2 separate regions of the Homo sapiens genome follow, and region 2 is linked to region 1. Evidence: chromatin loops called from intact Hi-C (ENCODE). Cell type or tissue: dorsolateral prefrontal cortex. All regions are shown on one strand. Each heading gives the region's core, and the rest is flanking DNA. Links, peaks and the distances in the headings are about the cores only.

Evidence for each region. Hi-C counts contacts between places; a loop is a spot of excess contacts. Peaks named below come from ENCODE experiments on the same cell type or tissue, not always from the same donor. Only the 100,000 strongest peaks of a DNase experiment are listed, where the experiment ranks them.
Region 2: it touches region 1 in a loop (2.2-fold over the local background); 2 of 110 quality-filtered maps call a loop at or near these places.

What each region holds. Positions count from the first base shown.
Region 1 is chr1:160,153,469-160,166,092 of GRCh38, reverse strand. ATP1A4 (ATPase Na+/K+ transporting subunit alpha 4) reads right to left here. Exons shown (of 22, transcript NM_144699.4): 3 at 10,845-11,048; 4 at 9,935-10,048; 5 at 6,957-7,091; 6 at 6,567-6,684; 7 at 1,669-1,937. Among named protein-coding and RNA genes, the nearest start is that of ATP1A4, 8.2 kb to the right of the region's middle. RefSeq lists enhancers at 1-23, 3,585-3,674. In dorsolateral prefrontal cortex, for the core only: a CTCF peak has its summit at 3,631 (motif pointing left); a DNase peak (open chromatin) is centred at 3,632; H3K27ac peaks cover 1,006 bases.
Region 2 is chr1:160,212,900-160,229,336 of GRCh38, reverse strand. DCAF8 (DDB1 and CUL4 associated factor 8) reads left to right here. Exons shown (of 14, transcript NM_015726.4): 8 at 3,674-3,746; 9 at 4,218-4,275; 10 at 4,788-4,895; 11 at 6,556-6,686; 12 at 10,369-10,488; 13 at 10,897-11,013; 14 at 11,629-13,617. The coding sequence ends at 11,745. It overlaps PEA15 (proliferation and apoptosis adaptor protein 15), which reads right to left. Exons shown (of 4, transcript NM_003768.5): 3 at 16,072-16,227; 4 at 13,965-15,915. The coding sequence ends at 15,851. Among named protein-coding and RNA genes, the nearest start is that of PEA15-AS1, 12 kb to the right of the region's middle. In dorsolateral prefrontal cortex, for the core only: CTCF peaks have their summits at 9,363 and 9,566 (motif pointing right); a DNase peak (open chromatin) is centred at 9,576; H3K27ac peaks cover 5,682 bases.

The DNA of each region.
Region 1 (12,624 bases), core at 1-8,000:
TCACCATGTTGGCCAGGCTGGTCTTGAACTCCTGGGCTCAAGTGATCTGCATGCCTTGGCCTCCCAAAGTGCTGGGATTATAGATGTGAGCCACCGTGCCTGGCCAAAAAAGAGTGTATTTCTTTACCAGGGTATCATAGACAGGGATCCTCTTTATTCCCCCCTGGAATATTCTGCTCCCTCAGGATCTTTGCATCTTTTCTATTCAGCAATCTCTTTTTCATTCAAGTTTAGGCCACACCTCTTTAAGTCCAATCTTTCCAGGGACCACATAGATAGCTAATCTTTTATGGTGGTATAAGATGCTAGGTGTGGAGGGGGTGTTGGACCAATAGTTCTTTTTTTTTCTCGAGACGGAGTCTCATTCTGTGGCGTGATCTCTGCTGACTGCAAACTCCACGTCCCAGGTTCAAGCCATTCTCCTGCCTCATCTTCCCAAGTAGCTGGGACTACAGGCGCCAGCCACCATGCCTGTCTAATTTTTTTTTTGTATTTTTAGTAGAGACGGGGTTTCACCGTGTTAGCCAGAACGGTCTCGATCTCCTGACCTCGTGATCCGCCCACCTTGGCCTCCCAAAGTGCTGGGATTACAGGTGTGAGCCACCGCGCCCGGCAGACCAATAGTTTAAACAAAGAACGTGGAGGAGATAACAATAATATCACAGCATTGAAAAGGACTTGAAAAATCATTTAAACCAAAAGACTTTTGTTGATTGTGAAGGCAATGTAAGTCAAGTGTGAAGCAAGATTGTTTTAAAAGCTAATGAATTCTTAGGCTGTGGTTATCTAAGTATGGGCTTCTAATAACAGGATTAGGGGTTATAATGTATTTACATAATATCACTAGTCCCTACATTTTTGTGCTAGTCCAAACACACCCCAAGTATTATTGTCATTTCTCTTTTAAGAATATTGACAAACTAGAGCATACCCTCAACAGGTGATCATCAAGACAGGTGGCCTACAGACCATGTCATAGGAAGAATGGCTAAGGGAAGAGGGATTATTTCACCTGCTACCACCAGAGTTTGAGGGGACATAATGGCTACCATCAAAAATCTAAAGGGCTAGTCTGTAGAAGAGAAAGAATTGACTTATTTTGTGTTTCTTCAGCTGGGAAACTTAGGACAAACAGGGATTTATAGTTCTGCTTAACACAGTGAAATGTAAATAGAGCAAGACAACAATGAAACGAATTGAGACAGAAAGGGGTGGGCTTCCCAATTAATAGAAATAATAATCATCTCCCATGGGTTTTATAGAGGATATTCAGCACTGGTTGAAAGGTTGAATTTATATGATCTTTGAAGTCCTTTCCTGTAGGATTCTATAATTCCAAATTAATCTTCCTCCATAAACTGATGAATAAATTGAGGTCTGGAGATGTTAAGTGATTTAGCCAATACTAGAACTCACTCTCAGTGACTGATAATCCAATGCACTTTCCATTGAAACTTGCTTCCTCTCTCATTGAGGAAAGAGAAGACACCGAAATATATGGGCAGAAGGAGTCAGTGTAATATTGAGAGCTAAATTATTCCTGATACCTATTTACATATCAGGAAGACCCTGCACTTGAAAGGTTCAACAACAAAAGAGACGCTAGTGATCCCTTTTCCCTGGGGTGGTTTGTCTGCCCTGAGGCCATTTTCCACCCTGTCTACTCACAGTGACTGTGGCCAACAGCCCCTCAGGCACATTGGCCACAATGATGCCAATGAGAAAAATGATAGCCTCCAGCCAACCATAGCCCAAGAGAAGTGAGAGCGCAAAAAAAGTGACACCAAGGAAGACGGCCACCACAGTGATCAGATGGATGAAGTGTTCGATCTCAGCAGCGATAGGTGTCTGGCCAACCGCCAGGCCTGACGTCAGGGAGGCAATTCTGCCCATCACTGTGGAGTCTCCCGTAGCAATCACAATACCCCGGGCGGTTCCTGTGGATGAAGCAGGAGAGGGCAATGTGATGTTGTGATATGATAAGAAGTATAGATATTGGTCTCTGCCCCCACTTCCTGACATAGAGCTTCTAAAAACCCTTAAAGATAGGGGTGCTAGGAGAATCTTTTGTTCTAATATTTGGTCTTTGACCCAGTTCTGGACACAGAGCTCCTGAGACCCTTGTAATTTCTTGAGTGATAGGAGTGTCTGACACAGAACTCTTAAATGCCTTGGAGTTTCCTGGGTGATAGGAGTATCTTTGTTCTAATGAGGTGACTCTTGGTGGGTTCCTGGATAGCCACAGGATGGGGCTGGTGGCCAGGGCAGATAACCATGTGATTAGAGAGTTGGAACTTGCAGTTCATGGACTGACCTCTTTGGAAGGGAGGAGGGATGAAGGTTGAGTTGATCACCAATGGCTAATAATGTAACCGATTATACCTATGTAATGAAATCTCCATTAAAAACCTCAAAGGACTGGGTTTGGAAAGTGTCTATGTGTATGACCATGTGGAGGGTTACTGGAGGGCACCCTGGACAGGAGAGGGCACAGACGCTCCTCCATGCTCCTTCCCACGTGCCTTGTCCTGTGCGTCTCTTCCATATGACTGCTCATCTGTATCCTTGTAATATCCTTTATAATAATGGGTAAACCTAAGTAAGGTGTTTCCCTGAGTTCTGTGAGCCATCCTAGCAAATTAATCAAACCTGAGGAGGGAGTCGTGGGAACCCCAATTTATAGCCAGGCCATAACCTAGGACTTGTGACTGGGGTCTAGAGTTAGGGACTGTCTTGTGGGGCTGAGCCCTAACCTGTGGGATCTGATGCTATCTCCAGGTGGATTGTGTCAGAGTTGAATTGAATTATAGGACACCCAATCATTGTCCTTTGGAGAACTGGTTGTTGGTGGGGAGAACTGTCTACACATGTTGGACACAGAAGTGTTCTGTGTTCAGCGTGAGTGTAGAGAAAAAAAAAAGCTGTTTCTTGTTTTTTCCATCAGAGATGGTCACCCAAGACATGCCGAGTCTGAATTGAGGAAGCTGTTTGGTTTGGTTCCCACAAAGAGCAAGCTGTCAATGGTCAAAAACAAACTGGAGACTCAAGGCCCTCTGAGAGGTCATTATGTTCTGCTCTCCTCATATTTAGTTTATACAAATAAAGGTCTTCTAGTCTGAAAAATCTCTGAAGAGGTCTCACAGTTCTCCTGAAATACCCAATTTTATTGCCTAATTTCCTTCACTGTCAAGAAGGCCTTTATTATACTTAATCTGAGTATCTTCTATTGCCTATATAGTTCTTATCTTGCCCTCAGCAGCTGAGGAGTTTCTAGATCCCAGGAATAGTGGTTACCCTTCTGGTAGAGCCCTATGTTCCAACATCCCCTTATCCCCTAACACAGTGGTTCTCAACTGGAGGCAATCCCTACCCACCAACCCCCTTCCCTGGGGACATTTGGCAATGCTTGGAGACATTTTTGGTGGTCACTACTGGGGTGGGAGAAGGCTCCTACTGGCATGCAGTGGGTAGAGGCCAGGATGCTGTTAAACATCCTGCCACGCACAAGACAGCTCTCCTGTCCCGCACAACAAAGAATTATCCAGCCCCAAATGTGAGTGGTTGAGAAATCCTGCTGTAACTTGCGCCCCCTCCCTGCTTTGCTGGCTGGAGCCAATCTGACCTCTGCTGGGTAGCACGGGCCATAACAGCTGGGCTTCTGTGCTTATGAGGTCCCTCTTTCCTCTCCACCAGCACTGCCCCAGTCAGAAGGGCAGCTTGGACATCATGTTTGGCTTTACACACACATGATGCAGGCCACTCACCTTGAAATGAGGGGCATGACAAAATTCTTTTCTTAAAGTAATTCTTCCTGCTTTACCATAATGACTGAAATTTCTACCATTGAAATCAGAGTCAGAATCACTTAGGCAACATATCACTGAAACTGCATTTATTTTAAAAGCAGAAAGACTCAGGGCCGGAAGTTCAGCTTTCTAAATTACTAGCTCTTTTCCTTGGGGCAAGTTACTTAAATGCTGAGAGTCAGGCTTCCTCATCTTCGAAATGGAATGAAAGCACTTACTAAACTGTGAGGACTGAATATTTTTAAGAGTCTAGAAGGTTAGGTACATCATAGGCACTTGAAAATTAGTTTCTTTCTCTTTCTTCTCATCATTTAGATGAACTTAGGGTTTCCAGTAGGACCAATATAGACTCATACTTGTGACTTAGTAGGAGCATCTCTAATCTGGGAGCTCCCATGAACATTGCTGCACGTGGTGGTCTCCGTTTTCTAAGGTTGCCTTTAGCTGTATGAGTCTGAGAGCAGGGTCCTACTCGAGGAGCAGACAGGTCAGGTCAGTGTTTATGTGGAGGAGGAATCCTGAAAAGATTCCCAGGCCGAGGCATTCTATAGATGGGCTTCAAACTGGTTGCCAAAGGCATATATTGGGTCCTATGGAATGAAGATGCTGAAATACTTGAGAGATGCTGAGGAGTTTCCTATTTTGGGCCGGGTGGAGGAGGGTGGGTAGTGTATGGTGTCACCTACATATATCTTGTGTCATGGTTTAGTCTAGTTCTTCTATTTTATTCCTTCTGCTATGGTTTCCTCACACTTGGAGAAACGGGATTTAATAATTAATCTCAGTGTGTCTAGAGATGGGGTTGGGTTGATGTCAACCTCAGGGAAGGCTGAGAAGGCCAAGCATCCAGCACCCCAGGCCAGACTGGCTTCTTCATACACCTTCCATGTATTGCCAGAGAAATAGCTTGGGCTCCCTTGAAGATGCATGAGAACCCAAAGAGAAGTCTGTGCCACAGCCATGTCAAGGTCTACGGTGATGAGACATGGGAGGCAAGGGTAAAGGTTAAAGTTATGCTACTAATTTGCAAATTGGTCTAAGGCAAAGGTTAAAAGTCTAGGGTAAAGGTTAAAGGGCAAATTGATCTAGGGTAAATGCTATCGGTCTGTGAATTGCTGAGAAATTCCTCAACTGAAAGTCCTTCCGCCCAGCTCCTTCTACCTAGCTCCACCTTCTTGGCCACATGTTGGGTTTTTTTAGCCTCCTACAAAACCATTTTCTATCTAAACAGACCCTTGCTTCCCAGTCGAAATGCCACCATCCACTTTCCTCCATACCCTTTATCTGAACATATACTTAGCTGATGAAAACCCTACTTTGTAAGGGTAAATTTGGGCAAATTTTTTCCTAAAATCTAATAGTAGACATCTAGTGTTTTTGGGGAAAGCTTGCTAACTTGCTTCTGTCCAATCAATTTTAAAACATTTTTAATATATGTATTTTATTTTCTAGTTGGATTCTTTCTCATAGTCTATTCTGTCTTAACATTACGCTTCTTCTTTAAGGTATTTTCAAATTAAATAGCAATCTTTCAGCACAGAGCAGGGTCTGTGGAAGGAGCACGAGATATGGAGACAGACCTACATTAGAATCCCTGACCCGCCTCCTTTCTATTGAGTTGTACTCTTGGATATGGTGCTTAATTTCTTTGAACCTTAGTCTGCTACATGTAAAATAGGGATAATATCTGGTATTGTGCGCATGTGGGAATTAGAGATAATATTTATAATATTTAACAAATACTATGCATTCAAATAAAAAATATTTCTAGGCTGGGTATGGTGGCTCACGTCTGTAATCCCAGCACTTTGGGAGGCCGAGGAGGGCAGATCACTTGAGGTCAGTAGTTCGAGACCAGCCTGGCCAACATGGTGAAAACCCATCTCTACTAAAAATACACAAAATAACTGGGCGTGGTGGTGGGCACCTGTAATCCCAGCTACTCGGGAGGCTGAGGCAGGATAATTGCTTGAACTTGGGAGGCAGAGGTTGCAGTGAGCTGAGATCACACCACTGCATTCCAGCCTGAGCAACAGAGAGAGACTCTGTTTCAAAAAAACACAAAACAAACAAAAGAACTATTTTTAGATAACCAAACATTTGTTCTTAAGCATGAATAATAGTTTTCAAGTGTGCTCCATGGAGTCTTCAGGCCTCCTTAAGGGGAAAGGGCAAAGGAGAGATTGACAGAATGATGTTCAGTCCCTTTTTATTACCACTTTGCCAGAACTGTCTCCCAGTTCAAGGATTCCTAGATTCTAGGAGCAAAGCCAAAGTTTAAGTGGTAAAGTCTAAGTGGCACCTCTGGTAATTCAAGTTTCCAATGCCAATATCTTCTCTTGGATAGGGGACTAGTTAGAAGTTAGGGCTTACCTTAAGAGAAGAATGACTTAGCAGGGCTGAACAATTTTCCTCCCCTCTGTGCCATTTTCAGCTTAAACAGCATAGTCCATTCACAAGCTAAAATAATAGCTAATAATTGTAGGTCACTTACAATGTATTAGGTCTTGTGCTGGGCATTTTACATATATTATCTCAATTCACACGAAAATCTACAGAGTAACGACTTTTACTGTCATCACTGTGCGAATGTGGAAATGATGACCTTGACCTTTCACCAGAGGTCATACAGCTCGTGATGGAGAAGCTCGACTTTTTACTGGCTCTTACCTACCTCGCTACCTTTAGAAGACAGTTATTAAAATCTTTATGTTTTGGTGCCTGCTTTTGAATCTATGCTACTTATGGTTCGATATTCACCTTCCACACAGTTGGTGGAAAAGAAGCAGATGTTTCGGGTCTCCAGAGGGTTCTCATGGGTGAAGTCAGGGGAGCGGCTCTGGGGTTCTGACTCCCCAGTCAAGGATGAGTTGTCCACCTGGGATGGGAGAGGGGACGCGTTGTAAGGTGAGCATAGGAAAAAAGGCAGATTTATTTACAAAAATAGTATGTCTTCATCTGGTCACCAACATCATCACTGACAGACTGAGAGAAACAAATTTACACATCTGTTGTCTCTAACATCAAATCTGCACTTGTAACTTCTCAAGATTCTGAGTAATAAGCTTATACTTTCTCTAACGGCCCAGGTGTCTACCCTGCCATGAGATCACGCTTGGGTCCCTCACATAGCTTTCGGCATCCCCTCACCTTACATCCTTGTGCAGAGATAAGCCGGAGGTCAGCAGGGACTCGGTCTCCACCCTTGATTTCCACCAGGTCTCCCAACACCACCTCTTGTACATTAATTTGCATCTTCTCTCCTCCTCGAATTACCAGAGCTTGCTATGAGAGGATAGTGCAGGATCATTTCCAAAACTTTTGGCTTTCCTCATCCCACTCTTAGCCTAAAACCTTCTGTTATTGGTCTCCCTCCTCCTTACTCCCCTTTCTTACTGTCACCCACCACATCATTCTTGAAGGTGTCTTTGGCAGATTGCAAATTCCCATGATGCTGTTTGCAGGGCCCTTTGCAATGTGACTTTGACGCTCTTCCCATTAAGAGGTGGAGTCTATCTCTCTACCCCTAAACCTGGGCTTGACCACGTGACTTGCTTTGGCCCATAGAATGAATGTGATGGAAAGAGGAGTTTAAAAAGTGCTTTCAGGCCGTGACTGGTGGCTCACACCTGTAATCCCAGCACACTGGGAGGCCGAGGTGGGAGGATTGCTTGAACCCAGGAGTTTAAGACCAGACTGGGCAACATAGGGAGACCCTGTCTCTACAAAAATTGAAAAAAAAATTAGCCAGGTGTGGTGGCATGCACCTGTAGTCCCAGCTGTTTGGGAGGCTAAAGTTGGAGGATCGCTTGAGCCCAGAAGGTTAAGGCTGCAGTGAGCCGTGATCACATCACTACGCTTCAGTCTGAGTGACAGAGTGAGACCCTGTCTCAAAAAATTAAAAAAAAAGTGCTTTCATGCTGGGGCTTGCATTCCTGTTTCTGAGAATCCTCTGCCACCCTATGAACAAGCCCAAGCTAACCTCTCTGTAAAAAGAGAGATCACGAAGAAAAAGGCCCCAGCTGTCCCAGTCATCTCAGCTAAGGGCCCAGACATGTGGATGAGGTCATCTAAGACCATCCAGCCCCAGCTGAGGAACAACAGCACAGCCACAGAATTATGAGAAACAGGAGCTTGCTATTTTAAGCCACTAAGTTTTAGGGTAGTTTGTTAGGTAGCAAAAGCTAACCGACCATGCCTAAACTCCTAGTCTCCAAAACTGCCCAAACACTTTGTCCCAAAACTCTTACCCAAGGAAGGAATTAAGTGATACCAAAAAGAGAAGGAAATCCTGGGCTATACTACTGGAACATGATCATATTATAGGGAAAATGTGGAGCCTATTCCTTTGCAAGTTTCCAGTCCCGTGCCTAGGAACCTCTGTTTACCGTCGTATTCTTTCCAGGTACCTTTAAAAAACATTTAACTTGAAAATAATTTTAAACTTTCAGAGAAGTTGCAAGAATAAAAATAGCACCAAGAACACCTATATAACCTTTATCCAGATTCACCTATTAACATTTCACCCCAGTTACTTTGTCATTTGTTTTCATCCTCTCTCTCTCTGTGTATACTCTTTTCCTGAACTACTTGAGGGTAAGTTACCTACATCATGATCTTTTATCTTAAAAACTTCATTGTGCATTTCCCAAGAATTAAGATATTGTCTTAAACAACCACAATGTAGTTATCAATTTCAGTAAGTTTCACATTGATACTTTAATCTACTGTATTAATCTGTCAGTATTCCAGTTTTGCCAATTGACCCAATACATCCTTTAACGCATTATCTTTGGTGGAGCTGGAGGACATTGTCCTAAGCAAACTAACAGGAACAGAAAGTCAAATACCTTATGTTCTCACTTATAACTGGAAGCTAAACACTGAGTACATATGGACACAAAGAAGGGGAAAAACAGACACCAAGGCCTACTTGAGGGTGGAGGGTGGGAGGAGCGTGAGGACAGAAAACCTACCTATCAGGTACTATGCTTATTACCTGGGTGATGAAATAATTCGTACACCAAATCCCTGTGACACACAGTTTACTTATATAACAAACCTGCACATGTATCCCCGAATCTAAAATAAAAGCTCAAAATAAAAAAGTAAAAATAAAGCATTACTTTCTCCTCTGGCACAGAATCAGATCTAGGGTTAGATATTGCATTTAGTTGCCACGTCCCTGTCTTTTTTTTGAGACAGCGTCTCTGTCTGTCACCAGGCTGGAGTGCAATGGCATGCAATCTCTGCCTTCCGTGCTCAAGCAATCCTCCTACCTCAGCCTCCTGAGTAGCTGGCACTACAGGCACGCTCAGCTAATTTTTAAATTTTTTTGTAGAGATAAGGTCTCACTATACTACTCAGGCTCGTCTTGAACTCCTGGACTCAAGTAGTGCTCTTGCCTCGGTCCCCCAAACGGTTGGGATTACAGGTGGGAGCCACCACCCTCGGAATAGTTGTCATGCCTCTTTAGCCTCTTTTTATTATTATTATTATTTTTTGAGACAGGGTCTTGCCCAGGTTGGTCACAGTTCACTGCAGACTTAAATTCCTGGGTTCAAGTAATCCTCCCGTCTCAGCTGCCTGTGTAGCTTGGACTACAGATGTAGACCAGCTATTTTATTTTATTTTATTTTTGTAGAGATAGCATCTCAAACTCCTGGGTGATCCTGTTGCCTCAGCCTCCCAGAGTGCTGGGATTACAGGCGTGAGCCACTATGCCTGGTCTGTTTAATCTGGAACATCCCCACAGCTGTTCTTTGTCTTTGAGGTCATCGATATTTGAAGAATCCAGCCACCCCCCACCGCACCCCGCTCCCACCCCCACCAACACTTGTCTCTTTAAAAAAATAGAATGTTCTTATTTGGGGTTTGTATGGTGTTTCCTCTTTAGATTCAGATTCTGCCTTCTAGATCAGAGCACTTCATAGGTGACGTTATGTCTTTCTCAGGGTTTCACAGCTTTTCCAGGTACTTTTAAGGACTGATACAGTACCTTGACCCCCTCATCACCAACCTCACTCAGCTCACTTATCATAGGATATAATTTTCCACGGGACTTCATCATTGTGTATTTGGCCACATCCTGCTCCTGCTCCCACTAGATCCTCCCACTCCAATCCTACCTGAGGCACCATGTTCTTAAAAGACTCCATGATCTTGGAGCTCTTGGCCTCCTGATAATAGGAGAAGCAGCCAGTGACGATGACCACGACGGACAGTACGATGCTCAGGTAGAGCTGAGGGTGGGGAAAGAAAGCGTTTATCAGTGGGACCTTGTCGTCTTCTTCATCCTCAGAAAATCAGTCTGCAAGGGGCACAGCAGTTTCACCAGGTGTAAGAGACCGTAAGACTGAGTTGAGAGCAGAGGGGTAGAGAAGAATCTGAGGTGGGACCAGTACACTTGGCTTCCTGGGGAAGGAACCCTGAGCCATGGTGAGCCGTCAGCAAAATTCCTGGTCAGAGAAGGCCTGTATCTTTCTCTCCAGGAAGGCTAATCTCTGGATGGAGGGGGTGGATTGTGAGGGAGGCTGGGAGGAAGGAGATGAGGTTAAAATTGTGGAGAAGAGAAAGGGACTGCAAAGTGCTTTGGGGATCAATTGGGAAGGTCATCAAAGAACAGCAAGTTTTTCGGGGACATTGTGCACCTCAGGGAACTGGACCAGAAGCTTTTTAGATTAAAAGGTGAGAGGAACCAAGATGGAACTTAGAAAGTGGAGTATTAGGGATTTTGGTTTATTACATTAATGTACATTTATTACATTATTATGTAATGTACATTTATTACATTAATGTACATTTAATTACATTTTATAATTAATTACATTCATTACAATGTAATTAATCAATTACATTGTAATTAATTACAATCAATTACATTTATAATTAATGTACATTTATTACATTATTACATTAATGTAATAATGTAATTAGGGATTTGGGCCAGAGGACTTCAGGAGTGCTAGGCTGCTGAGCAAAAGAGTGTCTGGGGCTAAGCAGAGATAGGGCTGGCTAGTAGTAGCTGAAGAGACTCACGTTGTCTTTGGTAGGCTCCTCATTGAAATATATCTGGATGCTGTAGGCCACAAAGCAGAGAATGGCCCCAGTCCATAGTAGGAGGGAGAAGCCTCCGAACAGTTGCTTACAGAATTTGACCCATTCTGGAGTGGTGGGGGGTGGGGTAACAGTATTGGGTCCACCTCGAGTCAGGATTTCCTTTGCCCTTTGGTGGCTATGGCCCTGTGCAGAGAAGAAATAGGGTTGGATAGAGAGCTGTGAAAAGAGGAACAGCCATAGCAAAAGGGAACCTGACATTTGGAGCCCCAGAATGGGTCTAGAGACTAAAGACGCTTTCAGAAGGTCAGTCTGGAAGTTCTTCCTGGATAAGGTGAGGTTTCAAAATTTGCATTAGAGGAGGGATGTCATTTAGCATGCTTACATAGGAAGGTTTTTGTTTATGGATTGATTCACAAACCTTTTTGAACTTGAGAACCTATCTCGGGTCCTAGGTGCTGAGGATACCAACATGAATAAGAATGGTCCCTACCCTTAAGGTGCTCCAGTGGGGAGATAAATACATACAGATAATTATAATGTGCAGGGCCAATGTCATGATGAAATATAATACTTAATGTTGATAACATATTAACACCACGCTTTGACTCTCCAACTTAGAGGGAATAAGATCTAGTGTTTGGTAGCACAATAGGGCAACTATAGTTAATAATTTATTATGGATATCAAAATAATTAGAGGAGTGGATTTGGAATGTTCCCATGCAAAGAAATGATAAATGTTTGAGGTTATGGGTATCCTAAATACCCTGATTTGATCATTACACATTGTATGCTTATATCAGAATAATACATGTATACCATAAATATGTACATCTACATATCCATTTTTTTTTTTGAGACAGAGTCTTGCTCTGTCACCTAGGCTGGAGTGCAGTGGCATGATCTCGGCTTACTGCAACCTCCATCTCCCAGGTTCAAGTGATTCTCCTGCATTCAAGTGATTCTCCTGCCTCAGCCTCCCAAGTAGCTGAGATTGCAGATGTGTGCCACTATGCCAGGATAATTTTTGTATTTTTAATACAGATGGGGTTTCACCATGTTGGCCAGGCTGGTCTCCAACTACTGACCTCAAGTGATCTGCCTGCCTTGGATTACAGGTGTGAGCCACGGCACCTGGCCCATAAATTTTTAAAAAACATAAATAGAAAAGAATACTAACAAAAAACATGAATGCATAGATTCTCATTCCACTCTTGTGCACAAGCTTATGTGCTTTTTCCTGTTAATGAAAATGATAGTAGAACCTGCCAATCACCACCAGCCACTCCCCAACCTCTGCCTGAAACACCCGAGGGGCCCCAAAACCCTTTCAGGGGGTCCACAAGGTCAATTTTCATAGTAATACTAAATCATTGTTTGCCTTTTTTTACTCTCATTTTCTTAAGAGTATATAGTGGAATTTTCTGAAGGCCAACTGGCATAACATCACAACAGATTTTATCCAGAAAATATTTGAGAATCCAGCTATCTTCTATTAAAAAGCAAGACATTGAAGAGGTTTGCAAAAATGTAAGATGCTGCTAATTTTTTTGTTTTGAAAAATACAGTTATTTGTCAAAACATATATGAATATATGATAACTTTATTTTTGTTATTTTTAAATGAATTGAGAAATACATTTTAAAACTCTCAATTTTAATTTCTAATATGGTAAATATAGACAGACTTAAGCCACATAAGCACAAGTTCTTTGCGGTCCTAGATAAATTCTAAGAGTGTAAAGGAGACCTAAGGACAAG
Region 2 (16,437 bases), core at 5,630-13,629, 58 kb before region 1:
TTACTGGGCAGAAGTTATGTGAAGATTTTTGTTTTTTTTTTGAGACAGAGTCTCACTTTGTTGCCCAGGCTGGAGTGTAGTGGCTCGATCTCGGCTCACTGCAACCTCTGCCTCCTGGGTTCAAGTGATTCTCATGCCTCAGCCTCCCAAGTAGCTGGGATTACAGGCATGTGCCACTTTGCCTGGCTATTTTTGTATTTTTAGTAGAGATACGGTTTTGCCATGTTGGCCAGGCTGGTCTCGAACTGTCTTCAAGTGATCCACCCACCTCGGCCTCTCAAAGTGCTGGGATTACAGTCGTGAGCCACCGCGCCTGGCTATGTGAAGATTTTGAGGCACGCTGATCCTACACAAGCAGGTAGCCCTTTCAGCACTCCAGCTCTTCTCTGACATTAGGTTACACTCAACTTCTCTGGCACCTCTCCTGTGCAGCCAACTGAATGTTTTGAGGTTTCTCCTTTCTTATTCTTCCTTTGAAAGAACCCAAACAGCTCATCTTCTGGTATAAATTTGAAAACATTTTTGCTGAATATTATATATCATAACATCATTAACTTTCACTCCTAGCCTAAAGGAATTACTTCAAGGGAATATAGAGAAATAGCTTACTGATCCTCAAGGCTTTTGCATCATTAATACTGAATTTTAGTTTAGGGTTATTAAAAAGTATTTAAGGGAAGCTCTGGGGAGACATGCTTTTTGGCCTGTGGCCAAAAAAAAAAAAAAGGTAAGTAGAGGAGGTATAGGTGTGAGTCCCTACTACACCTGCTAAGCTAAGCTAATTCCTGCTTAGCTTAGTTTTAAGAATTTATAGGGGTAAAGAAAAAGAGAATATATCAGGTGAATCCTTTAGTGGTAAATTTGGCTGACATGAAAATTTATTGCTAAAGGATTAAGTATAGGCCCTGATTGATGAAGCACAGTCAGTAAATCATCTCTTCATTCCCCAGTTCTTAAGCCAACATCAGCAACACTGAGAGAACATTAGATTAAAGGCAGGTATAGAAGAGAGACTTAGGGTAACAAGTTAGTGGGTGCCTGAAGGCATGTGGGAAGAGATGTGGTAAAGGTGTGCACACTATTCCTTACGTGACTTAAAATGTCAAGGGGCTTGGTGTGGTGGCTCATGACTATAAAACTAGAGCACTTTGGAAGGCCAAAGCTGGAGGATAGCTTGAGGTCAGAAGTTCAAGGCCAACTTGGGCAATATAGCAAGACTGTGTCTCTACCAAAAAAAAAAAAAATTAAGAAAAAATTTTAATTTTTTAATTAATTAAATATCTCCAGGTGTGGTGGTATGCTCCTGTAGTCCCAACTACTTGGGAGGCAGAGGAGGATCTCTTGAGCCCAGGAGTTTGAGGCTACAGTGAGCTGTGATTACACCACTGCACTCCATCCTGGATGACAGAGTGAGACCCTGTCTCAAAAAAAATAACTAAAAGTAAAATATAAACTATCAAGGGCCTATCATATGTTCAGAAAGTGGTAGGAAAGTTTGTATTAATCTTTCTATGCTTACTGTCTATCACAGGGCTTGACAAACTGTAGTGCTTGTTTTTATAAATAAAGTTTTATTGGAACACAGCCATGGCCTTACTTTACATGTTGTTTATGACCACTTTCATGCTACAATGGCAGAATTCAATAGTTTTAATAGAGATTAGATGGTTTGCCAGTTTACCAGCTTAAAACATTTACTGTCTTGTCCTTTAAGAAAAAGTTTGCCAAACTCCGTTCTAGCATCATATGTAGAATATAGTAAGCTATTAATAAACACTTAGTTGGGGTGTAGTGGCTTATACCTGTAATCCCAGCACTTTGGGAGGCTGAGGCAGGAGAATCTTTTGAGGCCAGGAGTTTGAGACCAAGCTGGGCAGATGCTGTCTCCACCAAAAAATAAAAATATTAGCTCAGCATGGTGGTGTGTGCCTGTAGTCCCAGCTACGCGGCAGGTTGAGGCGGGAGGATCGTGTGAGCTGGGGATGTCAAGGCTTAAGTCATCAGTAACCTAACTGCCAAAGCAAACAAAGTACTTTTCAAGTCTTTTTCTCTACTCTTGACATTATTACTCCTTCCCTGAAGCACCTTCTCTCCTTGATGTCCAACCACTCCTCAGTGTTGTTCATGGGTGTGTCTTCCTTTCTCCACCCATTAAATGCTGATGTTCTCCAGTAGCTCAGTCTTCAGCTCTCATCTTACTCTATACCAGGGAATTTTAACTTGAAGTACAAATATTATGTGAACCTCCAGAAAGTATGCTTATGTGCATTTTTCTGGGGAGAAGGGACTAGAGTTTTCATTATATTCTGAAACAGGCCAGAGATTCTAAAGGGCGAAGGGAAAATCTTCTCTGTATTTTCCCTTGGAGATCTAATTCCATTACCAATGCTTTAACTACCACCTTTCACACGGATATATGACTTACATCTGTGTCTGCAGACCACACTTATTCTGAACTCTAGACTTACACCTACTTAACAAATGGATATAATTAACTGATGACTTCAGCCAGAGAAGTCTCAGTGGTGAGTTGAGAACCAAAACCAGATTAGGATGGACTGAGAAGTGAATAGGAAGTAAGAAAGTGGAAATATTGAATGTTGATTGTTCTTTTCAGTAGTGTAACTGTAAGGGGAAGGAGAAAAAAAGCAATAGTAGGAAAGGACAGTCAGCAGAAGGATTTTTAGAAAGTGGCCAGCTGGTGATGAGGAAGAGGTTGAGAAATTAGATAATCATCAAACAAGGTCCCTGGAAGGATGAAATGAAAAGCATTTTTCAAGAGATTGGCTCTGAGATTGGAGGAGACTGGGTGAGAACAGATACTGGATCTGTCTTGTTCCTCACTGTATTTCTAGCACCTAGCATAATATTTGACACATAATATGTGTGTCCTCATGAGTTTAAAGCTTGGATTAGAGAGAGGAAGGAAGGTGAAGGTGTAGTGTGCTTGATAAGAATGAGGAAAGGAGAGGGAGTCTTGAGGATATGGGTGGTAGTTTTTAATAATTATTGTGGGGTATGAGAGGGAGAACAGGCCAAATACAGTTTTAAGGAGGGATTACAGACCCATTGACTTACATTAAGCATGGTTTCTGCCCGTGAGTAACCTTTTTCGGTAGGTAATGTACATGTAAAAAGCTCCATACTAATGTTAGTTGTTTCAGTGAAAAGTAGCAGTATGTGATATAAAACTTGAGGAGAGAGATAAACCACTTCAAACTGACAGAATTGAGGATTGCCACTTAAAATGGGAAGTATGTGGATAAAGGATTTAAGGGTTTGCCTGGCCAACAGATGAAACTCTGTCTCTACTAAAAATACAAAAATTGGCCGGGCGTGGTGGTGTGTGCCCATAGTCCCAGCTATTTAGGAGGCTGAGGCAAGAGAATTGCTTGAACCCATGAGGCGGAGGTTGCAGTGAGCCGGGGTCATGCCACTGCACTACAGCCTGGGTGACAGAGCAGGACCCCATCTCAAACAAACAAAAGATTTAGGGTTTGGAAATGGATTGGAAAAGGGATGCCCTTTAAGGAAGAGCACAAACCAAAAGCTTGGTTTGGAAAATGTTGTTTATCTGCATCCAGCTGGCAGTTTCCTGCCACTACATCAAATTGCAGCTCTTCAAGGGTTTCGTTTGTACATTTTTACATTTTCATTGCTTTTCCAACTGTAGGATTTATGACCAGAGGAAAATTGATGAGAATGAGAACAATGGAGTACTCAAGAAGTTCTGTCCTCATCACCTGGTAAGATTCATGAAGGGCCAGTTGCTGCAGGCTTCCCTGACTCAACCCCAAGGCTGCACCTGAACTTGTTGGTATGGTGGGAAGAGCTTGGACTTTCAAGTCAGTCATCTGGATTTGAATCCTGGCTTTACCACTTACCAGCTTTGTGATCTTGGCAGTCACTTCACTTCTGATAGCCTCAGTTTTTTAATCGACAAAATAGAAATAAAAATAACTGCCTTGCACCTTGATGGTGAGGCCTAATGAGACAGTGTACATAAAATGGCTAGCACATGGATGACAACCAAAAGAAAGCCCCAAGATGCTACCCCCTGAGGTGGTCATGTTTCATCAGTTGTACTCTTGTCTCTGTCTGTCTTTCTCAAATCTCTGGGAGAAGATATAGGGGAGTTTGAAGGAAAAGCTGTTTCCTGAAGATGGTATAACAAATGGGGGGGTGGGGCATCAGTCAGTATCTGCTCCTTATTGCAGGTGAACAGTGAGTCCAAAGCAAACATCACCTGTCTTGTGTACAGCCACGACGGCACAGGTACGTGAGCAGGGCCCAGCTCCTAGGCTGGCATGCCCCCTCTGTCTAGGGAGCTGCTGAGCCAGTGAGGCATGTGCCCTCCAGTGCTCACCACTGTGCTATAGCTCCAAGTAGAGCAGCTGGGGAGTAACTGCTGATGGTGAGCACATAGCGGGAGGATACAGTAGATGACCCTTGGAGATGCCAGGTACCATTTGCAGAATGCTGCAGATGATATTTGGCAGGGCCTGTCCTGAAGCCCAGGTTGCTTGCCTGAGCAGGTTCTTATGCCTTTGACTCATTCCTGAGTTAATGGGTATGACCTTTTTGAGCATTCTGCTGCCCCTGGGTTGGCAGTGTGTTCTTAGTCTACCCTGTACAGTCGGACTTGCCTGGTGTTCCAAATAAGATGGGTGCTACACCTGGGTATTTGGAGGGGGCACTACTGGCAAGAAGCCCCACCCCAACCCCCACCTCCTGGTCCCTGCTTTTTTCAGCCTTTGCCTTCACTGCTATGTTCTTGTTCTTGGCAGAGCTCCTGGCCAGTTACAATGATGAAGACATTTACCTCTTCAACTCCTCTCACAGTGATGGGGCCCAGTATGTTAAGAGATACAAGGGCCACAGAAATAATGCCACAGGTGAGACTGTCTTCCTAGGTTTCTTTGGCCCAAGCCTGTTGGCTTTGGAGAACCACAGTGTCTTACTCAGGTTATACAAATAGAAACTACCTGCCTGTGTTGCCATGGGCACTGAGGGATTATCCTGAATTGGGCTGGAGTTTTCATGTTTTCTCCGCTATGCTAGAGGAGAAAGCGCTCAAGAGCATCTCTTGCCACTCCAATAATGTTGCTTCTAATTGGTTTGGACATAAGGAGGCTAGACTAACTGTTTTTAAGATTTCAGGCAACTTCAAAAGAAGCACAAATGCCTTGTTAGGGAGTCAGGGAAAGCCCTCTTTAGTCAGTGGTCCTGAATTGCTTAAAATAGGGAGTGACCTTATACCTCTAGGAAGGAGGAGTAAACAATTCTTTTAGATGAGGCAGAAGAGGAGGAATGGTGGTAGTAACTAGCCCAAGATTGGCCTGTTTTGTTCCATGTCTGTGGTTCCCAAACTTTGGGGCACATTGAAATCATCTGATGTGTTTTGTTTTGTGTTTATGAGACAGGATCTCACTCTGTTGTCCAGGCTGGAGTGCAATGGTGCAATTATGGCTCACTGCAGCCTTGACCTCCCAGGCACTGCAGCCTCAACCTCCCGGGCTCAGGTGATCTTCCCACTTCAGCCTCGTGAGTAGCTGGGACTACAGGTGCATGCCTCTACACCTGGCTAATTTTTGTATTTTTTGTGGAGATGGGGTTTCACCATGTTGCCCAAGCTGGTCTCTAACTCCTGGGCTCAAGTGATCCGCCTGCCTCGACTTCCCAAAGTGCTGGGCATGAGCCACCAATCCCAATCCTGGTGTTCTTTTAAAAATAACAGTTTGGCCTTAACCCCATATATTCTGATTTAATAGGGATGGACTGCAACTTGAGCACTGAGATTTTTAAAAACTACCCACATGATTCTAATGTCCAGGAAAGTTGAGGAATCATTTCTCTATTGTTACCACTCCTAGCAGATACCTGTCATGATTTTGTCTTGGAGATAGCAGTTAGAGGTTAGTTTTATTTTTTTTCCTGAGCTGGTAAGAAGGGAGGGAAAAATCTGTTCTTGGATCTCAGTACACAGGCAGATAAAGGAAGGGTGCCAGTCTCATGGCCAATATTGTACTGACCATAGTCATTGGAACTCTTGGCTTCTTTTACTGATTCCGGAGAGTGGAGCCCTGTTAATGGTAGCAAGCACAGATCACTTGCTTCTCGAGGCAGTTGTGGCATATACCTTCATCAGTCTCAGATCAGCTGATGACCCAGAAATATTGACAAGGTACCAATGAAGTCCACATATCAAAGATAATCCTAGGCCATAAGACAGTGCTGCCTAAGAGTAGGCAGAGCTGGGATGATTCAGGGTGGGACAGGTAAGAGATTAGAGAGGCCTGTGGTTACTTGATAGGGTATAAACTTGAGAGACTAAGGCTGCTGCTAAAGGACTGCAGATTCCTCTGCCCTAAGGAGCGAGCTCTTTGGGAGAATATAAATCATCTCTTGGGACTGGTGTGATTCCTATAACTATCTGTTAAACATGCATAATCTAGCTGATTTAGAGTTTGTGAATAACTAAATTCCCTTTGAGATGAATGTATATAGGCCTGATGCCAACCCTCATGTGGTTTCTTCCCTCATTTATCATTTCAGTAAAAGGCGTCAATTTCTATGGCCCCAAGAGTGAGTTTGTGGTGAGCGGTAGTGACTGTGGGCACATCTTCCTCTGGGAGAAATCATCCTGCCAGATTATTCAGTTCATGGAGGGGGACAAGGGAGGCGTGGTGAGTATGGTGTGCTGAGCTGGCTGGCTCCCTAATCTCTCCAGTCATTAAGGTAGGTTTTAGCAGGGACACTGAATTCTCACTGTGACTACATGATACCATGTTTTAGAGGTCCAGCCAGCCATAAAAGACTAGTTAGCCTGGAGGTGCTGAGTTTTTGATGGAGTATTTTCTTCCTGTTCCTATCTTCTGTCCCTGTAAAGCACAGTTTATTGAGACAAGAAAGGGATCTTAGGGAAGAACCTCTGTCCTGTCCTGAGTGATGTAACTTATCTCTAGACGTGCACCTTTTCCAAATGAAAAAGCGTTAGTGTTCAGGGCGTACCCTCCTACACAAGGCTAAAGATTTCTCCATGTCTCTTCCCTTTAAACTAAACTAAGTAGTGATCTTGGCTGGATCTTAGATTAGCAGATAAAAGCTATAAAGAGCATTTTTTGGACAGTTGGGAAAATTAGAATATGGTTTATACATTAGATAACATGGTATTCAATATTAAATTGATTTGATTACTTAGAATATTCTTGTACTTAAGAGATACATGTTGAAGTATTTAGGGGTGAAATGTCATGCGTACATTCAAATAGATAACAAACACATATACATGTGTACATATAAGGAGAACGCAAATGTGGCAATTGTTTTTTAGTAGCTGAGCAGTCTGCTTGCTGTATAACCCATGATCGTATCATAGTCTGCCTGGCCTTTGAGTTCTGCAGCCCTCTGTGGAGTTAGGGCAAAAAGGAAGAGTGAGAATCGAGTTAGGGAATGAAGAGCAATCAGCTCTTAAGATGTATCTGGTTAACCTTATCTTTTTTTTTTTTTTTTTTTTTTTGAGACCTAGAATTAGGAAGGAGTTCAATCGCTTTCTGTTACAAGGTTTTTGGACCACAGGAGATGGGAAAAACACAGTTTGGAAGACTAAATTATACTGATTGCCCAGAATAGTCTGGTTATCCAAGGCCTCTAAGGAATGACTGAGACAGCTAAGTCTCTCTTCCTTTTTATTCCTTCTTAGCTGTGGGGAACTTCAAAGAGCCTAGCCATCTCTTGATGAGGTTTTTTCAGAGAGTGGTTTTAGAATTTAGAATGGTTCTTTGCAATCAGGATCCCATTCCTTATGTTTTTCTTGCCCTGGTGAAAGGGTATTTCAAATTTTCTTCTGGTTTCCTCTAAATTTCAGGGACCTGGGACCTGCATAGATCTAGGGTTTTTATGGTTTGAATACAAATGGAGAGGAGTCTAGAAGTTCAAGGTGTGTCTCACTCTTCCCTGCTTCATTTCCAACTCTTCCATAGGTCCCCCTGTGTCATCTGCAGTGAACAAACCCAAAACACTTGAGTCTTAATGGGAATTATGCAATAGGCATTTAGAGAAAGGAAGTCAGAAGGGGCCAGTGAATTTTTTCTTGACATAAGCTATTGCCTTGCATTCTGTTCCAGAGAGATGCAGGGCTGAATGCCCTCTCCCAGGCCAGCATTTGTCCATTCTCCAAAAGCATTCTGCAGGCCAGTTTGCTTTTAGCTCAGCCAATGCCAGGGTTTGATGATTAACCCATTTGCCCAGGTGAGGAAGGCATCTACTTGGGATGGGTGGGCCCCAGGCCTAAGTTTTAGTGGTCCTAAGAGTAAATGAGTAGAATAAGAGATATAGAGGCTACCCCTGAAGCAAATTTCCTTACATATTCTTGTCTCTGTGTAAGCTGAATGATCGATGTGGTCTTTTACTTGGCTCCCTCTGCTCTGTTTTTTGGTCCTAATTTTCCAGCAGTGGGGGTTACCAGGCACTACTTTCAATGTAGTAGACTCAGCAGTTCTATATCATGCAAATTGTAAATGTAGAGTAGAATGTAATTGTAACGTAGAATGTTAGAACCAAAGATCTTAGAAGTTATTTTCTGCCTTGCCCAGATCTCCTGACTGATTTGAGGATCTTTTCTTTGTTCCCATTCAGCTTCACAGGGACAAGGGTTGGGGGTGGTATCAGAGGACAGCCCCTTAGTCTCCCAAGAGCACTTTGATGCTTGATCCCATTCTCTACATTCCCCCAGCCCAGTCATCTAAGGCCAGAGCTCTTTTCTCTGCTCAGGCATTATTGACAGGATAAGTCCTGGCATTCAGACAGGTCTGGTGAAGTGACCAGGTACTCTGGCCCAGAAGTTCTCTGTCGGCTCCCCCCGCAGGCTCCAATTCAGGTACTGTATGTTATTCTCTTGTTCCTCTTGCCACTGGCTTTTTCCTTAGTCTTAAGTTCCAAGGAATTGTTCCCCTGTGTTTTTTTATTTTCCTGACTTATTCAAGCAGAGCTAGCTCAGAGTACAGGTCTGTAACAAGGGCTTATTAGGAGATAGATGAAAAAGTGCAGGTTTGTATATGTAAGTTGTCCATTACTATAGATAGATACTATTCCAGGCATTGGACTTTAACTGCACTGCCTAAAAGAGCCCAAAGATAAACTTCACAATAGGCTGATATGTGGAATGGGAGGAGGAGATAAAGAACGGGGTTTCTGTTTTATTCATAAGCTCAGTCTTAGCTTCAGTCTTTTCTGAGCATTTGTTTATTTGTAAGATGGAAGTCAAAGTAAGTGGGAAGTCTGTAGGTCAGCTCTATTTTCCATGCCTGCCCTTGACTTCTCCTCAGCTGTTCTCTGCCTGTGCAGGTGAGGCAGCGGAGGTGGTTGGTCCAGAGAGAACTAAAAGAAGTTGTTTTCTTGGACTATAGGTCCAGCTGCAAGGCAGGGTGCCTTTCCTATGTGTTCCTCTTTTCACTAAAAGACTCAAAATGCTTTAGCAGCTAGATCTGGAACTAACTCTTCTGGATGGGGTAGGAACTTCCCTGCCCTTCCCTTAGGGAAGCTCATGTTTCCAAGTCAGACAGCAGGGGGCATTGGGTGCCTTTCGGACAGAAGGAAGCTGCCTAAGCTAGAAGGCCTGCCTGCTGGAGTTTATTTCTTTTGCCTTGTTCAGTGAATTTACCCAGAGGGTGGCTGAGATTGAGGCTTTGGGAGCCCCAAGAAGCTGCTTGGTTTTAATGTGCTGCCTTATAGCTGAGCCTGTTGTGCTCAGGGCAAGTAGTAGGATGTTCCCCCTGGGATGTGCAAGGTTCTCTCAAGCAGACATGAGCCTCCATCACTCCCACCACTCCCTGCAACTCAGCCTCCTCTTCTCAGCCTGTGCCTTCCTCCAGTTCTAGTAAACACTGCCAAATGAATATAGTTCTCCGACTCTTCTCTGGGGGTTCATTGGCAGCTGCTGCTTTCTTCATTTTTTAAAATTTATTTGCCACTTGGTGAAAGCCACTGAGATGGTTTTTTCCAGCCTTGGGCAAGTTGGAGCTTTGGAATCTGGAGTGAATGAGGTCATCTGGATTTCATTGTCTTCTTACGAAGCCAGCAGTAAGCTTGGGCAGTCCACTCACCCACCCCTAGGGCCATATCTGGGGATGAAGCCACCCCCGACCTATACATAGGAAATGATTGATGTGCCTGGTCTTATACCCAGTCTGTGTCTGGTTTCTCTACCCTCAGTGCCCTTTGGCTTAGGCTCAGGATGGGTGGGCCTCCCTTCCCCAGCAGCTGCCTCAGCCCTGATCAAGGGCAGTTATTTGGCTCAAGGTGAGTAGTGGTTTTTAAACCCTACTCCCACACACTGCTGAGTCTGTGTTTTCCTTTCTTCCTGACCAGGTAAACTGTCTTGAGCCCCACCCTCACCTGCCTGTGCTGGCAACCAGTGGCCTAGACCATGATGTGAAGATCTGGGCACCCACAGCTGAAGCTTCCACTGAGCTGACAGGGTTAAAAGATGTAAGTGGCTGACTGCAGAAGTTATTTTCTTTCTGCTTATCCACATACTGTTGATTCTTATTGTCATAGGGAGGAATAACTTGCTGCCCAGTTCTTTAAAGGCACTGCTCTAACACCCTCCCCCACATTCCTGTAATTTCCTCTGTAGGAATAGTCCTGCTCCAGGGGGCAGCTGTGAAGTGGCACTAATTTGTAATAGGATGGGGATAAGGAGCATCTTTAAGAATTATTCTGTATTAAAGCCTGCTACCTTTTCAGCAGCTGAACCTAGGGCATCATTTCCTAATCTAATGTAGCTCCACTTCAACTTAAGGGAAGCTTTTATTGGGATAGGAGATCAGCCTTCTTGATCAGGTCCCGGGTTCCTCTTCATTGCTGCCCCCTCTTCCCAACCTTTTTGGGTTCCAGGTGATTAAGAAGAACAAGCGGGAGCGGGATGAAGATAGCTTGCACCAAACTGACCTGTTTGATAGTCACATGCTGTGGTTCCTTATGCATCACCTGAGACAGAGACGCCATCACCGGGTAAGCTAGGGTTGGAAATGAATTCCCAAGGGAGTGACCCTTTTAAGAGGGCTAAAAAGTTCCAGAGTAGTGACTTCAAGCAGTAATCAGGTGATCTTGGTCGGATTTCCTATCCACTGTCCTCTGTCCCCATCAGATCCCTGATATAGCCTTGGAAGAGACATCAGCAGAAAAGGGTGGTATCTACTTTTGTCCATTGCCGTCCATGTGTAATGCTATCTTCATAAAGGCAAAAGCTGGAGGGTGGAGGAGGGAATTGAGAAGAAATAACAAGTCTCAGTGTGACCCTTCTATTTTTCCTCTTATGCCAAAAGAGGCCTAGTTCAGGGGTTGGCAAACTGGCAGTTGGCCTGCTGCTGGTTTTTGTAAATAAAGTTTCATTGGCTTGCAGCCATACCCATTCTGTGTATTGTCTGTGGCGGCCTTCACGCTACAATGAGTTGAATAGTTGCAATAAAGACCATATAGACCACAAGTCTAAAGTATTTACTCTCTGGCCCTTTAAGAAAAATTCTGCTGATCTCTGGCCTAAAGCATCTAAATTCTGGCTAAGACCTAACAGGCTTGTCCTTGTTCCATCCAGGGAAGTTACTAACAAGCCTTTCCCATCCACAGCGCTGGCGAGAACCTGGGGTTGGGGCCACAGACGCGGACTCTGATGAGTCTCCCAGCTCCTCAGACACATCGGACGAGGAGGAGGGCCCTGACCGGGTGCAGTGCATGCCATCTTGAGGCCTCATACCTAGGTGGGGCAGGCTGGGGCTGCCAACCTGATCCTGCCTGGGCAACCCTTTCCTGTCCCAGGCCCTACATTCAGCAGAAACGCACTTTGGACTTTTTGCTTTAGATAAAAGAAAGACATCCCAGGAGAAGGACAAACCAGAGGAGTGAACCAACAAAGAGTACCTAGGAATGGGAGTTGAGCCCTGGAATGGGGCTCTATGGAGAGGTGCATAGGACTCGGCAGAAATGGCCTCTCCCCAAAGCCTCTTTTTGAGAGGAGAGGGAAGCCTATTTTGTTAACTGGTTTGGGATAGGGAATGGGGTTTCTTTTTCTTTAATCTCCCTTGTTTCTTGGGCTGGGGGAGGGGTGGGGGGAACAACTGGCTATTCAGTACCAAGGGGCCAGAGTGGAGGGTAGGAGTGCCACTCTCTCTTTGGTTTAGGTTTTTGACCTTTTCTTCCTTTGTTTTTTAAAAGTTTATGACAGTTGGCTCCCCCCCCACCCCCAGCAACCCCATCCCAGAATCCTATTTTCCTGGGAAGTCCTTAAAGCCCCTAACCATCCCACACTCTTCACTTTCCTTTCCACCTTATTCATTCTCTGTACTTACCACAGTATTTTGCACTTGATTACATATCCTTCACTCTCTTCTCTTCATCCCATCACCCCCTAAATAGGTCAGGTGAGGGAGGCTGGGAAGAGGTGGGAGGAGGGGCAGAAGTGAAGGAAGAATAGGAAGGATATTACCTCTTCTGTTATTTTTTTAAGAAACATTGTTTGGTGGCAGCAATCTCCCTGTCCCTATCACTGTTAGAGGCCTAATTTTATATCTATAAATATATTAAAAAGCAAGTCAAACTTGGATGTATCAAGGTAAAATTATTGTCAAAGTTTAAATACCTATATATTCTCTGAATGCAATAAAGGGACTTAAGAGTGAACAAGAGTAATGGTGTGGAAGTGACACCTGGGGTCAGTTTACCTCTGTGTATGGTCACTAGAGATTGGGACTTACCCTTTAGGTTTTAGGAGGCTTGAGAATGGAAGGATCCTCATTTCTGCCCTTCCTGGTTCCCTGCTTTGGTGTAGGGGTTGGGAAAAACAGGAAATTCCTCTCAGCTCTGCCTCAGATCTCCTACCTCTCCTTAAGTCTTGTAGGGGGTTCCAAGGATGGCTCTTCTAACCAGAGGCTGGCCTGTCTTTAAAACTTAACTACTTTAGGGTGGTGCCACCACTGCAGACTATTGTGGTACTTTGTGACAGAAGACATGTACACACACACCACACACATACATACACACTCTCTCACTCTGTCTCTCTTACCTTTAGCTGCTTGATCATTAAGCCATCCAACTTCATGCCAGTTCCCTTCTTTATAGAAGAGTGAAGGGAAAGACTTCCTGGGTTTGACTTAAACCTTGTCCACCTCTTGATATTTTAGGATTGAGGAATAAGTCATTAATCTAAGGACTGATTACAGTGGCTGGAGCTTGGGCACTTGTCTTATCACTGGTCACTGAGTCTGAAAGTCCCAGCTGAATTCTTGCCCTTAAGTGCTTTTGCTGCTATTTTTTTGCCCCCAGTTCCACAAGATCCAACCAAGAATTCTGTATCCTGGGACAGTCAGATTCTTCTAAATCAGGCCAGGAAGGAGGGGAAAAGAGTGAGAGAATGGTATTCCCAGATACTTCTTCCTCCTGCCCCTTTTCCCAGCAGCTCTGAGACCAGATGTTGGCTGCTGTACTTACTCCCTGAGGTAGGGAATGTGTGGTGATCGAGTGGTCTGTGTTCCTATTGCTGGTGGGGTGATAGGGTGGGCTAAAAACCATGCACTCTGGAATTTGTTGTATTTTCTCCCAGTAAAGCTTTTCTTCTCCCGACTGCTGCTCTGTGTGGTATGTGGTCCATTTATTCACAATGGATGGTTTTTGTTCCTACTAATGTAGGTACCTAGCCTTCCCCTCTCATTCTGCACATGATACAGTGTTAGAAAGTCCATTTTGGGAGACCCGTATTTCCAGTGCTTGGGCTCCAATTGGAGACTGTTGGAAGTAGGATACACTCCATTTAGCTCAGTGATACTTAGGAGATTGGGTGGGGTGAGGGTATACACTTGGGGTATTTTCCCAGCCCTTATTCTGGGCCATAAATATTGTTCCCCCTCCCTTCCCAGTGATTCAAAGCCTGCAAAATCCTGGTCACTCACAGAAATTTTAAAATCAGTTAGTTGCAATACAATCAATCACCTTTATTCCGGGTTAGAACAAGGCCGTGCACACTGCAGACAGAAGAGCACAAGATAGGGGCAATCTCACAGCAATATAAGGAGTGGGTGGGCAGGTTAGTCTTTTTAGATTATTTTGCCTTACAGAGAAACTACTAGACTCTGCTGAAAAGAACCCTGTCTCTCTTCTCCCATTTCTTCCATAAGAAAGGCTCCTTATTCTCTCTCTCACTCTAATGTAACATATCCCAAATGGAAGGACAGTTCATGCTCATTCCCCCCACCCAATTCTACAAGTATCTCTCTCTTCTTAAGGGAGAAGCCAGACAGGGAAAGGGAGACTTGGGAAGGTCCTTTAAGGCAAAACTGTGGAGTCCTAGAGGTGTGTGTGTTAAGGCAGGTGTCTGCAGCAGTGGCCAGAGGGGCAGGGCACGCTAGGCTGGGCTAGGAGTTAAGAGTACTGTCTAACCAGTCTGGCTTCTTCCTTCTTCCAGCAGCCAGCCCTCCCCTCCCATTAAAGTTTTACTCCCACATCCTAAAAGCTCCTAACTTGAACTTTGTCTAAATAGTCTCTGAGACTGCATGTGAATTTAATGTTTTTTGAAAAAGCCTTCTTTTTTGTTTGGACTATGTAGCAATTTGATTCTGCCACTCCCTTCACTGTGGCATTCCCCTCCCACCCCCGCTCTGGCCTAGACAATAAGTTAATGCTAGACACCACAAAAAAGGGCAGACATGGCAGTGCAGTTTTAATATACATATATGTAGAATATATATGTACACACAGTTAGCACGGTCAGGGTGGGGAGGGGCATCTTGGGGTAGGCAGGAGGCTGGGGTCACTCACTGTACTGTAGTGATGTGGCTAGGAGGTGTTCACAAGCCCAGGGGGCCAGGATATCTAGTAAAGAAGGGTTTCCTAAGTAAGTCCCTTCCGGGATTGAATTGGGGTGGGGATCGGTGCAAAGGAAAACACTGTAGTTAACTTCTTTCTGGCTTGGGATGTTCTTCACCAAGGAGAGAGGGAAGGTTGCCTACAATAACCAAGTTGGGACCCTATAGATGGTGGTGTCAGGATTCGTGTTAAAACCTAAGGGTCTCATTCTTCAACCTCCCTAGGTTTAGAGTGCAACAGTCTGAGTAGGAACAACTGAGTGGAAGAGGGGGCTCCCCTCTCTCTGCCCTCATCCCCATCTCAGGCTCAGTGGTACATGTTCCCAGCACAGTCTCTCCAGAGTACAGGTGGGTGGGGGCATCTAACGCTGGCTGCTCCATGGGGTTTGATCTTAGGGACCAGGAAAGGATCCCTGGCTCATACCTATGCTAGGCCCATGAGAGACAAAAAGGGACCTGCTGGTACTCAGGAAACAGTCCAGCACAGGAGTACAAACATGGAACTCTGGCTTTTCTTTGCCCCTTCCAGGTGGGGGTTGAGTGGTCTCTTTGCCTTCCGTCCCCACTGCTTTTCCCTGGATCCACCTACCTCTCCCATACCTTACCCCTATGTCAGCTCCTCAATGTAGGAAAATGCAGGTCCTTTCTGCTTCCACACTTTAAAGATATGGGGGGAGTGGAGGAAAGGGAAGTAGGAGGAATGTGCTGATTTCTATTTGCATAGAAATAGCCCCCACCTCCTCCTAAAGTGGGGAAACTCAGCCCCCTCCCCTAGCCCCTGACCCCCATCCCCTTAAGAAGAGGAACTAGATGAGCTAGACATATAGACAAACAGCCAGAGCGTGCGCACACGCACACACACGCGCACAGTAAGGGGGTTAGGACCAGGTTAGTAAGTGGGTAGATGGTGGGTTGCCCTTGCCCCCTCTCCTGGAGGATGGGGGAAGGGAGTGGTCTGATGAAGGTCCAACCTTCCTCCTCTTCCTCCCCCTTGCTCAGGCCTTCTTCGGTGGGGGAGCCAATTTGATGATCTCTTCCTCAGAGGGCTGCCGGATAATGTCTGGGGGCAAAAAGGTATGTGTCCAGGGACAGCAGTGTGGGAGATGCCAGGCAGGCCCATTGGGCATCTGCCTCCACTCTCCCAAAACTCAAGTACTCCAAGGATAGTCAACGGGACGAGGCAGAGGTGCAGCTAGTTAAAGGAGTGGCCGCTTACCTTTGTACTTCTTGGCACTGGGGATACGGGTTAGCTTGGTGTCCAGCTCATCCTCCTCAGAGATCTTCAGCACACGGGTTCTGTAGTCAACCACCATAGTGAGTAGGTCAGGACGGCGGGAGATCTCAAAGATGTGCTCAATGTAGGAGAGGTTGTCTGGAGGAAGGCAGGAGATAGGGTCAGAGCTAGGCTGTAGAGGTCAGCTTCCCCTACTCCACCAGACTAGTGACCTGGAACCAAAGCTGAGTTGCTGACATTGGTTATGGGAGGGTACAACACTGGAGGAAGAGGGGCTACTAATCCAGGAGAAGAAAGCTAAGGTACCCAAACAACAATACAGAGGACTGTTCGCAGGAAGGGCAGATA